2 separate regions of the Homo sapiens genome follow, and region 2 is linked to region 1. A link is an interaction called in ENCODE POLR2A ChIA-PET data of the cell type or tissue named here. Cell type or tissue: OCI-LY7. All regions are shown on one strand. Links, peaks and the distances in the headings refer to the core of each region. The heading gives the core; the rest is flanking DNA. Region 1 has its middle 7.9 kb from the start of ZNF608. Region 2 has its middle 240 kb from the start of ZNF608.

What was found. Peaks named below come from ENCODE experiments on the same cell type or tissue, not always from the same donor. Only the 100,000 strongest peaks of a DNase experiment are listed, where the experiment ranks them.
Region 2: POLR2A ChIA-PET joins it to region 1 with 16 read pairs; 7 of 35 experiments call an interaction of 5 or more read pairs at or near these places.

Annotation. Positions count from the first base shown.
Region 1 is chr5:124,751,837-124,757,219 of GRCh38, forward strand. No RefSeq gene overlaps it. Among named protein-coding and RNA genes, the nearest start is that of ZNF608, 7.9 kb to the left of the region's middle. In OCI-LY7, for the core only: no CTCF peak of the experiment used is centred there; DNase peaks (open chromatin) are centred at 2,935 and 3,965; H3K4me3 peaks cover 923 bases.
Region 2 is chr5:124,981,229-124,986,611 of GRCh38, forward strand. No RefSeq gene overlaps it. Among named protein-coding and RNA genes, the nearest start is that of ZNF608, 240 kb to the left of the region's middle. In OCI-LY7, for the core only: no CTCF peak of the experiment used is centred there; a DNase peak (open chromatin) is centred at 2,753; H3K4me3 peaks cover 457 bases; H3K27ac peaks cover 2,068 bases.

The DNA of each region.
Region 1 (5,383 bases), core at 131-5,130:
AGAATTGCTTGAACCTAGGAGGCAGAGGTTGCAGCAAGCCGAGATCGCGCCATTGAACTGCAGCCTGGGCAACAAGAGCAAAACTCCATCTCAAAAACAAACAAACAAACAAACAAACAAAACAGTATCATCCCCCTCCAACAACCTCCACTACCCGCTCCTTGGATCTCAAGATCAGCTCTGCCCCTGCTTGTACTACATCATTGTTAAGGTCATCAAAAGGTCCCTTTCCTCCTTTTTTAAAGACAGACGATCTCAATGCTGAGGAGGCCAGGGGCTTCTAGCAGTAACACAGGAAAACATGGTGATCTTTCTTTGGTGCCTATTTCCTCTGATTTAGGGTATATTATTAAAGATCAAAGATTATTTCTTGGGCTAGGCCCAGTGACTCATGCTTGTAATCCCAGCACTTTGGGAAGCTGAGGCTGGAGGATCGCTTGAAACCAGGAATTCAAGACCAGCCTGCTCAGCATAGCGAGACCCTGTCTCTATAAAATTTTTTTTTCTTTTTTTTTTTCTTTTTGAGTCAGTCTCACTCTGTCGCCCAGGCTGGAATGCTGTGGCACCATCTCAGCTCACTACAACCTCCACCTGCCGGGTTCAAGGGATTCTTCTGCCTCAGCCTCCTGAGTACATGAGATTACAGGTGTGCGCCACCACGCTTGGCTAATTTTTGTATTTTAGTAGAGACGGGGTTTCACCATGTTGGTCAGGCTGATCTCAAATTCCTGACCTCGTGATCCTCCCGCCTCAGCCACCCAAAGTGCTGGGATTACAGGTGTGAGCCACCGTGCTCGGCTACAAAAAATTTTTAAAAAGTTAGCCAGGCGTGGTGGCACATGCCTATGTCCTAGCTACTCTGGAGGCTGAGGTGGGAGGATCATTAACGGCCAGGAGTTGGAGGCTGCAGTAAGCTATGATCATACTGCTATACTCCAGTCTGGGCAACAGAATGAGAACATGTCTAAATATATATCTATTTCTCCAGTTTTTGTGTATTTGTAAGGGAGTCTATTCCTAGGCCTACCTTTTCTATATTTATGCCAACATTGACACTTGAGATCTACTCAGGATCAAGGGAAAAAGTGGAAAACAAAGTTATAAAAAATGAAACCAACATGGAAATGGGGTTAATTTATAGGAAAAAGAACTTAATTTAGACATAATGAGAAACTTACTGGCTATCCCAGAGGATTATGGAGAAAGATTCTTATCTCTCTGGGTTTGCTTATCAACAGGATGGCCTCAAGGCAGTGGGCAGGTGTCCTGCCCTGGTTTCTAGGGAATACAGTTGATGACTTATTAAACACCCACACAAACACAAGAAGGTCTTTGCTTTTTTTCCCTACAGGTAACATCCTGACTTGCTAAAGGTCCTCTAGAAAAAACACTGTCTCTACTTTTTCACACCTGCATGCTAAATCCAATTTAAGTTTCTGGGTAGTACTTTAAACAATATCCATTTCCCAGGCTGGATGTGGTGACTCATGCATGTAATCTCAACACTTTTAGAGGCTGGGGTGAGAAGATGCCTTGAGCCCAGAAGTGCAAGACCAGCCTGGGCAACATAGGGTGACCCCGTCTCTATATAAAATCAAAAAAACTAGTCAGGCAAGGTGGTCTATAATGCCAGCTACTCAGGAGGCTGAGGCAAAAGGATCACCTGAGCCCAGGAGGTCGAGGCTGCAGTGAGCCATAATCACGCCACTGCACTCTAGCCTGGGCAACAGAGCCGGACCCTGTCTTTTTAAAAAAACAAAAATATCCATTTCTGGATAACTGTTGCCAAAAGGAGACGAGCAGTGTTGTTCTTGGTCAAACATTTGACGTTTTGCATTATCCTGAAATATCACTGGAACAAGACAAAGCACTAAGAGCCTTGTCTACCGTGGAAAGAAGGGCCCCTGCACACCATAACATTTCAGGTCCTTTTGGGGAGCATGAAGGGTCTCAGAGAAGAAAAACATCAACAATGTTCTCCCTGCCATGAAAGACTGTGGGACATTTCCAATATACATTTTGTAAATACGACTATTTACACACATCGTATTACTCTGCTATGTTAACTTTTCAAGATACTTCTATGCCCTATTAATTCACCTTCAGTTTAAATTCCTTAGAGTATAACAAAAAGACCCTCCACCCAAGGGAGGGAAAGTAATAACTGTCTTGACATGTCTTTACAATACAGTTTACCTTAAACAAGTTGCGATGATATAGAGCAAATATTACGTGAATTTATTTAAGACTACAATGCATTTAATTAGTAAAGCAATATAAAGTTGAAGAACTTTATATACTTATAAACCCTCTATGTTTATGTAATTCCTCATATAGTCTCTAATCCTCCATCTTAAAATAATCAAAATAAAAAGCAGCAAATTGTCTTTTTTATGCCTTGCAGCTCTAGAGAACCTAGCAAAATATGGCAAAACAATGTGATCTTTAAAGGAAAACATTTGTATACTGCTCTCATTAAGAGAAGTGCAATGTAGGTCAGTGTTAAGTATCTGAAATTGTACCTCCGCTTGGCTCGGGCTTTTGTGGTGTGGTGTGTGCAGCTATATCTGAGTGGGTGCTCAAGCAAGGTCTGAGGATCAGTTAGCAAAGTAAGGCAATTTACATCTCGTGTAATGAAACCATTTCTGGAAAAGGATTTTTCTTTTATGCCAGCAGAGACTGGCTGCATAAAGAAGATCAAAACACAAGCTACATTAAAAAAAAAAAAAAAAAAAAGAACTACTTATTGGAGATTTCTGTTGCTGGTTTTATTACAATATGTATTTTACAGATTTAGGTAATAGCCCTGATTTTTCAAATCGACCTCTGTTTAGACACGTTTCACTTTCGGCTGTTTCTTGTCTGTAAAATTACAGTCATTTGCACGTTATTACAGTGAGTAGGAGACAGATTGTATTTAGCATTGGGTGGGGGAAGGGTTATTATGGGAAGTGATCTGCTAAGGTCAGCACATAATTTCAGCCTGAAGAAAATTGCTTCTGAATGGCTGGTCTGTTAGCTAGCCAAGGAATAGTCACTGGGAGAGACTGCAAAATACTTCTGCTTAATCTGCATTATAGAGTTATTCTCATTTCCAGATAGATGGCCCGTAGATACAGTGTTTGTAAAACTAAATTTAAAAACTTGTAGGTGAAATGTTGTCACTGCTCTATTTGAATTCAAAACAATTACAACAAAATGCAATACGATCAAGCACAGGAAGATCAAGAGGCAGCAGGATCCAGCCATTACGTTCCACTCCATCTTTCTCCTTTGCCTCCATTTCTCTGCTTCTTCTTTTGTCATTTTTAAAATCCTTATGACTTCATGACAGTAGATTTTTACATATGTGTAAAAATTGAGAGCAATACCAAACACATTGATACATGTATCTCCAACTTTCACACATATATGACTGCAGGAAAACAAAATGCCTAAATTAGTTTCTTTTTGGAGAGTGGCATAATTCCCTCAAGTGTGAAAGCACTAAATATACTTTTGATGCTAGAATTTAAGGATTTTTTTCACATTTTATAAAAATATATTCTATTTGTGCACATTTTCTAAAGCTGACAGAAGAACAAAGCAGTGATACTTATCAGAAACAGTAACCCCTGCCTAATTTTAATATTTAAATCCAACCCTTATGCATCACCTGGGAAGTCTTAACATATTTGGTTAGATGAAATCAGGAGACCAAAGTTTATTTTAAAGAAGAATAAAAGAGTTCCGTTATACTCGGCTCCTTTGGCTGTTGAATATCACTTTTGTTGTGAACAACTGTGCCTCTTTTGTTTTCAAAACAAGCTTTCCTAAAGAATGAATCACTACAATCATTTGGAGAATATGCAATAAACAACAGAAAGCCAGAAAGTTGTTTTGCTATTTTCTCAGCAGAGCCTTTCCTCCCCTTCCTCACAGCTCAGCGGTGCCTCCAGTCCACCAGCCAATCATCATTATGGAAATGTGGTTCTCAGCCCCCTGATTGGCTGACTTCTGGTCCAGGATGTTTAAGGTTTCTACAGCTCATCACATGCATTGCCTGCCAGACTGCTCTGTGGACCTTTTTCTACTATGAATATTTTAATCATCTTTTATTTTCCTTTCTTTTCCTTTCTGTCCTTCTGTCCTCTTTTTTAAGATTCTTAAAATCATTTAAGGAAGCACCTTGTATTTTCTTGCAAACACCTTTAAAATGTAATGATCTGTTAAGAATAGAGTTGAATATACGAGAACATGTTTTCTAACCATATTTTAATGTTTTCTGTTTATTTGGGTTTTAATGATGTGTCTTTGGATTTTAGAGGGGTCCCATGAAAGTTAAATGAACAAACATATGCTTTAATTTTTATAATTCTAAACATAATGTCTCCCAAAAAGAATTTTATTGAGATATTTACAAGTCAAAACATTAAATTAAAAAACCTTTAATACTGAAAAGTAATCTTTCAGGTAAAGGAGACAATGTATTTTTTCATAATTAAAACATTGCCTTTTATTTGTAATTTTAAAAGATGTTTTAAACATTAACACTCTTGGCCGGGTGCTGTGGCATACGCCTGTAATCCCAGCAGTTTGGGAGGCCGAGGCAGGTGGATCGCTTGGGGTTAGGAGTTCGAGACCAGCCTGGCCAACACGGTGAAACCCCGTCTCTACTAAAAATACAAAAATTAGCTGGGCATTATGGCAGCTGCCTGTAATCCCAGCTACTCAGGAGTCTGAGGCAGGGGAATCACTTGAACCTGGGAGGCAGAGGTTGCAGTGAGCCAAGATCATGCCACTGCACTCCAGAACTCCAGTCTGGACAACAAAGCGAGACTCTGTCTCAAAAAAAAAAAAAAAGGAAGTTAACACTCCTATAGTGTATTAAGGATGCACAACTCTTTCAAGCTTGTTGTTGTTGTTGTTGTTGTCGGGGTTTTTTGTTTTGTTTTGTTTTGTTTTGTATTTTTGGAGACAGAATCTCACTCTGTCACCCAGGCTGGATTGCAGAGGCATGATCGAAGCTCACTGCAGCCTCAACCTCCTGGGCTCAAGCAATCCTACCTCAGCCTCCTGAGTAGCTGGGACCACAGGCATGCACCACCACAGCCAGCTAGTTTCTTTATATTTGTAAAGAAGGGTGTCTCCTATGTTGCCCAGGCTGGTCTCAAACTGCTGGGCTCAAGGGATCCTCTTGCCTCGGCCTCCCAAAATGCTGGGATTATAAGCATGAGCCACCACGCCCAGCCTGAAATAGGTTTGTAATTCAAGTGAATAATAGTAGGAAATACATGTGTGATTTACTATGTTCCAAAAAGTCTTCTTAATTATTTATATGTATTAATTTATTTAATCTTCATAGCAGGCAAGTGAAATAAGTAGTATTAGCATCAGAATGAGG
Region 2 (5,383 bases), core at 81-5,080, 230 kb after region 1:
ATTTGTTTTTATCGATTTATTTGGTGTAATGTAACATCTCAACACATTATTTATTTGGTACACCAAGCACGCTATTTTTATTATGGTGAGTAACACAAAAGCATAGACCTGGTATATGTCTCATTATTTATTCGGAACCCTGTAGTATAGGAGGCTTTTCCACACCAGGGCACATACAAAGGGGCCTCAAATATGGTTCAAAGTCATAAATGAAGATTTCAATAAAATCCTCCAAAGCTTTGAGGAAAACAAAAAACACTCAACAAATAGCATAAACGTGTTGGTGTGTGTGGTTGGATAAGACATTTCCTTTGAAAGAAGAGTTTTGGGAGTTTCAACTTACTTCCTTGTCTTTGCTGTTTACACCTTTAGAACTTACAGAAATGGCCAGGTGTGGTGGCTCACACCTGTAATCACAGCACTTTGAGAGGCTGAGGCAGGAGGATGGGTTGAACACAGGAGTTTGAGATCAGTCTGGGCAACATGGAGAAATCCTCATCTTTAAAACATACTTTTTGACAAACTTAGCCACGCTTGGTGGCACATGCCTGTGGTCCCAGCCACTCAGGAGGTTGAGGCAGAGGATTGCTTGAGCTTAGCAGTTCGAGGTCGCAGTCAACTATGATCACACCACTGCAATCTAGCCTGGGCAACAGAATGAGACCCTGTCTCAAAAACAACAACGAGAAAAACCTTACAGAGATTTAGGTCATTACATTTAACATCCTGCTAAATTAATAATTAACTAGTAACTTAATACTTTTGCTTTGGTTGTAACTATGTTCTATTTTCGTCACCTTTTCCTTCTGGCTATCAGATTAAAGACTCATTGACTCACTGTTGTCTTTCAATTATCTTTCCTTCTACATTTCCTACCTGGCTCTTCTTGCCAAATCCTGCTGCGTTTTGCTCTGCATAGGTGCCAGAAATTGTCTATTTCTCCCCTTCAAAACTTGTCCAAACCTTTGCCCCTGTGTGGGCAGCTTCCTGCCGCAGCTCTTGCCAGTACCTGTTCTCATATCTCCTTGTTGGGGCTCAGAAAGCAACACCCCAAAACATGGTGCTTTGGCACTGCTGAGCACTTTGAACTGGAGATCAGAAGGCCTTAGAAGCTGCTTCAGAAGCAAAATCTCTGACCTTCTCCTGTTCTCTCGTCCTCTCCCTCTCCTTCTCCTCCAAAACAAGTTATAGAGTCTAGAATTTCTCTTCCCCAAGGCAGGTTATAGAAACTAGATCTCCTCTCCCCAAAAAGCAAGCCATAAAGAAGACCCTCATTCCAAAGGAGTCCTTCCCTGTAGCCAGGAGGAAGGAATGCCACACAGAGAGGCCAAGGTGAATTGGAACAGACAGGGATTGCTGGGTTTTCACCCCTACAGTCTATTACCACTAGATCATTCCCTTTGTCCAGTCACATTTCTACGTGGCTGTCTATTCTTCATTGAATCTAAGCATAAAAACAGACAATTTTCCCTCAGTCTTTGACTCCTCATATCTCAAAGTTTGAGATATGAAGACTCAATCTTTGTCATGTAAAACTTGATTATATCAAGTAACTTTGTTATGCCTTTTTTTTTTGAGTTGGAGTCTCGCTGTGTCGCCCAGGCTGGAGTGCTGTGGCGCGATCTCGGCTCACTGCAAGCCTCGCCTCCCAGGTTCACGCCATTCTCCTGCCTCACCTCCCGAGTAGCTGGGACTACAGGCACCCGCCACCACACCTGGCTAATTTTTTTGTATTTTTAGTAGAGACGGGGTTTCACTGTGTTAGCCAGTGTGGTCTCGATCTCCTGACCTCATGATCCGCCCGCCTTGGCCACCCAAAGTGCTGGGATTACAGGTGTGAGCCACTGTGCCCAGCCTGTTACGCCTTTTTCTGGTTAAGCTTCCCCCACTCCCCACCTTTTTTTTTGTTTCAGAGGGTATATGTGCAGATGTATTACATGGGTATATTGTGTGATGCTGAGATTTAGGGTACAGATGGTCTTGTCACCCAGGCAGTGAGCATAGTACCCAATAGGTGGTTTTTCAGCCCACGCCCCCTTCCCTTCTCCTTCTAGTAGTCCTCAGTGTCTATTGTTCCCTTCTTTGTGTCCATGTGTACTCAATGTTTAGCTCCTACTTGTGAGAACACACAGTATTTGTTTTTCTGTTCCTGTGTTAATTCATTAATTCACATAGGATAATGGCCTTCAGCTGTATCCATGTTGCAAACGACATGATTTTTTTCTTTCTTATGGCTGTGTAGTATTCCATGGTATATATGTACTGTCTTTTGTTATAGGAGTGTTGGCCATGACCCTTATGATGGATGAGGAAAGGGATCATACCTTTCTGTCCCACATCCTCTACTGAACATATCAAAGATTCTTGGCCAAAACCAATTTTCCCTGACACTCTGTCTCAACTGTTCTTTCCCATTATAATTGGTGTTGATATGGACAGGAGGCAGAGAAATACTAGGTAGAAAAGGGTGGGGCTTCTGGCAAGTGTTCTACCCCCAAGCCTGGACCCACGTCCCTAAATGAGAACTTCACATCCCTGTTTTTCTGCGCAAATATTACCTTATGTGCTGCCACCCTCACATCCTGTGTCCATAAAAACTCCAAGCTCCACTGGCAGAGGAGCCCAGTGGTGTGGCAGAAAAGGAGAGAAGAGAAGAGGCAGCTGGACATTGGAGACTACAGTCAGAGAGGAGTTTGGCTGTCTCCAGCTGAACTCCAGGGGAAGATTATCTTCCTACTCCATCCCCTTTCCAGCTCCCCATCCTACTGAGAGCCACTTCCACTGCTCAATAAAATCTCCACATTGATTATCCTTCAAGTCTGTGTGAACTGATTCTTCCTGGATGCTGGACAAGAACCCAGGTACCAAGAGGGCAGGGTGTAAAAGCCTGTCACCCTGATCCTCCACTGACCTGGTTTAACACTTAGCCATCTGTGGATGGCAAATGCTAAAAGATCATTGTAAGACATGCCCTCTGGGGCTCTAGAGGTCACTAGCAACCCCTAGACACTGCCATGGGCCAGTACCAGGTTCGTTCCTTGCTCCTGCACCTGCCAACCTGCAAGCTTCCCCTCCTGTAAGGAGTTTGAGTGCGGTGGCCGAGCAAAGGAGACACCCCTGTTGCAAGTCCCATGAGGGGGTCAAGGGAACTCTCCCGTCTCAATATTCCTCACTGATAATGAGAGCAAAGAACACCATAGAATGAGACTTCATGAATTGCCATCAAGTTTTGCACACAGTTACTTTCATCCCAGATTAAAGTCTCTCTTTTTAGCTTTTCCAACAGTTGTCATCTCAGACCACTCAACTGCTGCTCTCACTTCTCTCTTCTCCTTCCTCTGCAGAGCTGGCCATACTCTTTTTTTTTTTGTCACTCTTTTTTTGTTACATTTTTGCTTGCTTTCTTGTCATTTCCTTTAAAATTCATCAACAAAATTAGTTTATTAAACTTTGATATCCATCCCAGTACTCATATATAATTTGATAGTGACAATCCTTCCACTTATTGTGAGTTTAGAATAACTTTGTTCTATAATATTGATTAGGTTCAGGGCACACTAACCCAAAATATGGCACCTTGGCATATTGAATATTTTAAGCTGAAAGAATCTGAGAAATTCCCTATGCTGGAAGGACTTTCTGACTTTCCCTAAAGCAGGTCATGTGAGAGGTGCCCTCCTTATACCTGGAGGAAAGGAGCATCCATATCTCCAAAGACACAGGGATGCTGAGAGGAATCTGAATGGACAAGCCTTGTCGTTTCTCCTAGTTTATTATAATTAGCACATGCCCATTTTATGCTATCATATTTCCCCATGACCGTCTACTCTTCATCAAACCTAGCATAAAGCAACCCAGTTTTAAGCACTTCTTTGGGTCTTCATTTCCTATTGAAGGCTCCAGTGTCACGCAAAACATACACATTTCTATGATTCTTTCTTTCTGTCTTTTGTTCCAGGGGCCCCAGCCAATGAACCTAAAATGAGTAAAAGATAAAGATGTTTTTCTCCTCCCCAACAATATTTGATTAATGCTTTTTCAGGTTTCAGACTTTTAGTTAACATTCTGTATTGTGAGATTACTTTTAAAAAATGAGATTCAATCTAATTTCTTAAATAAACTTGTGTATACCTCTTTGGTTGTTCATTTTGGTTTTTTATTCCATTTAGGAACAGTAATGTCATAGACTTTTGACATTCACTGGATGCCCATTCAATGGGCCTTCATAAATCTCAATAATTTTTTTTCATTTTAAAAAATCATGATAAAACACATACGACGTAAACTTTACCATTGTAACCATTTTTAAGTATACAATTCAGTGGCATTAAGAACATTCACAATGTTGTATGATGTGGTTCAGAACACACTGCCCCAAAATATGGCACTTTGGCATATTGAGTATTTTAAACTGAAGGAATTTGAGAAATAGGTGCTAGAAGGACTCTCTGACCTCCTGTTTTTCCCTTGAAGCAGATCCCAAGACCCTCATGTAAGAGGTGCCCTTGCTATACTCAGAGGAAAAGAGCATCCCTACCTCTGAAGAGGGAGGGATGCCGAGAGGAATCTGAATGAACAGGGCTTGTTGTTTTCCCCAGATTACTACCCTTAGCTCATAGCCTTTGTCCTATTACATTTTTCCATGACTTTTTACTCTTCCTCAAATCTAGTAGAAAAATGCACAGGCTTAACTGTTGCTTTGTCTTCATTTCCTTATAAAGTTTCCTTGGCCACATAAAACTTACATTAAATAAATTTTTACATATTTTTTCTTGTTAATCTGTCTTTCGTTAGTCTAATTTACAGGGTCCCAGTCAGATAACCTAAAAGGATAGAGACAAAGGATATTTTTTTTCTCTCCTACATGTGCAAGTATCACTGTTATTTCCAGAGCTTTTTTAAAATCTCAAATCATAACACTACCCATTAAACAATACCTCCCCATTCTTTCCTCCCAGCCTCTGGTAATCACGATTCCACTTCTTGTCTCTGTGAACTTGACTATTCTAGATATATAAGTGGAATCATACAATGTTGATTCTGTTGTGGCTGGCTTATTTACTTAGCGTAACAATAATGTTTTCAGGCTTCATCCCGTTTGCAGCATGTATCAGAATTTCCTTCCTTTTTTAAGGCTGAATAATATTCCATTACATGTATATACTGCATTTTGTTTATCCATTCATCTGTTGGTGGACATTTGGTTTGCTCCTATCATTTGGCTATTATAATAGTGCTGCTATGAACATGGGTGTACAAGTATCAGTTTGGGTTCTTGCTTTCAGTTCTTTTGGATATTGAATCTCAAGATTTGATAAGAAGTGCAGCATATGATTTTTCCAATAAAACTTACATTTTCCTTTTTCGACCCTTTCGTGTCTTC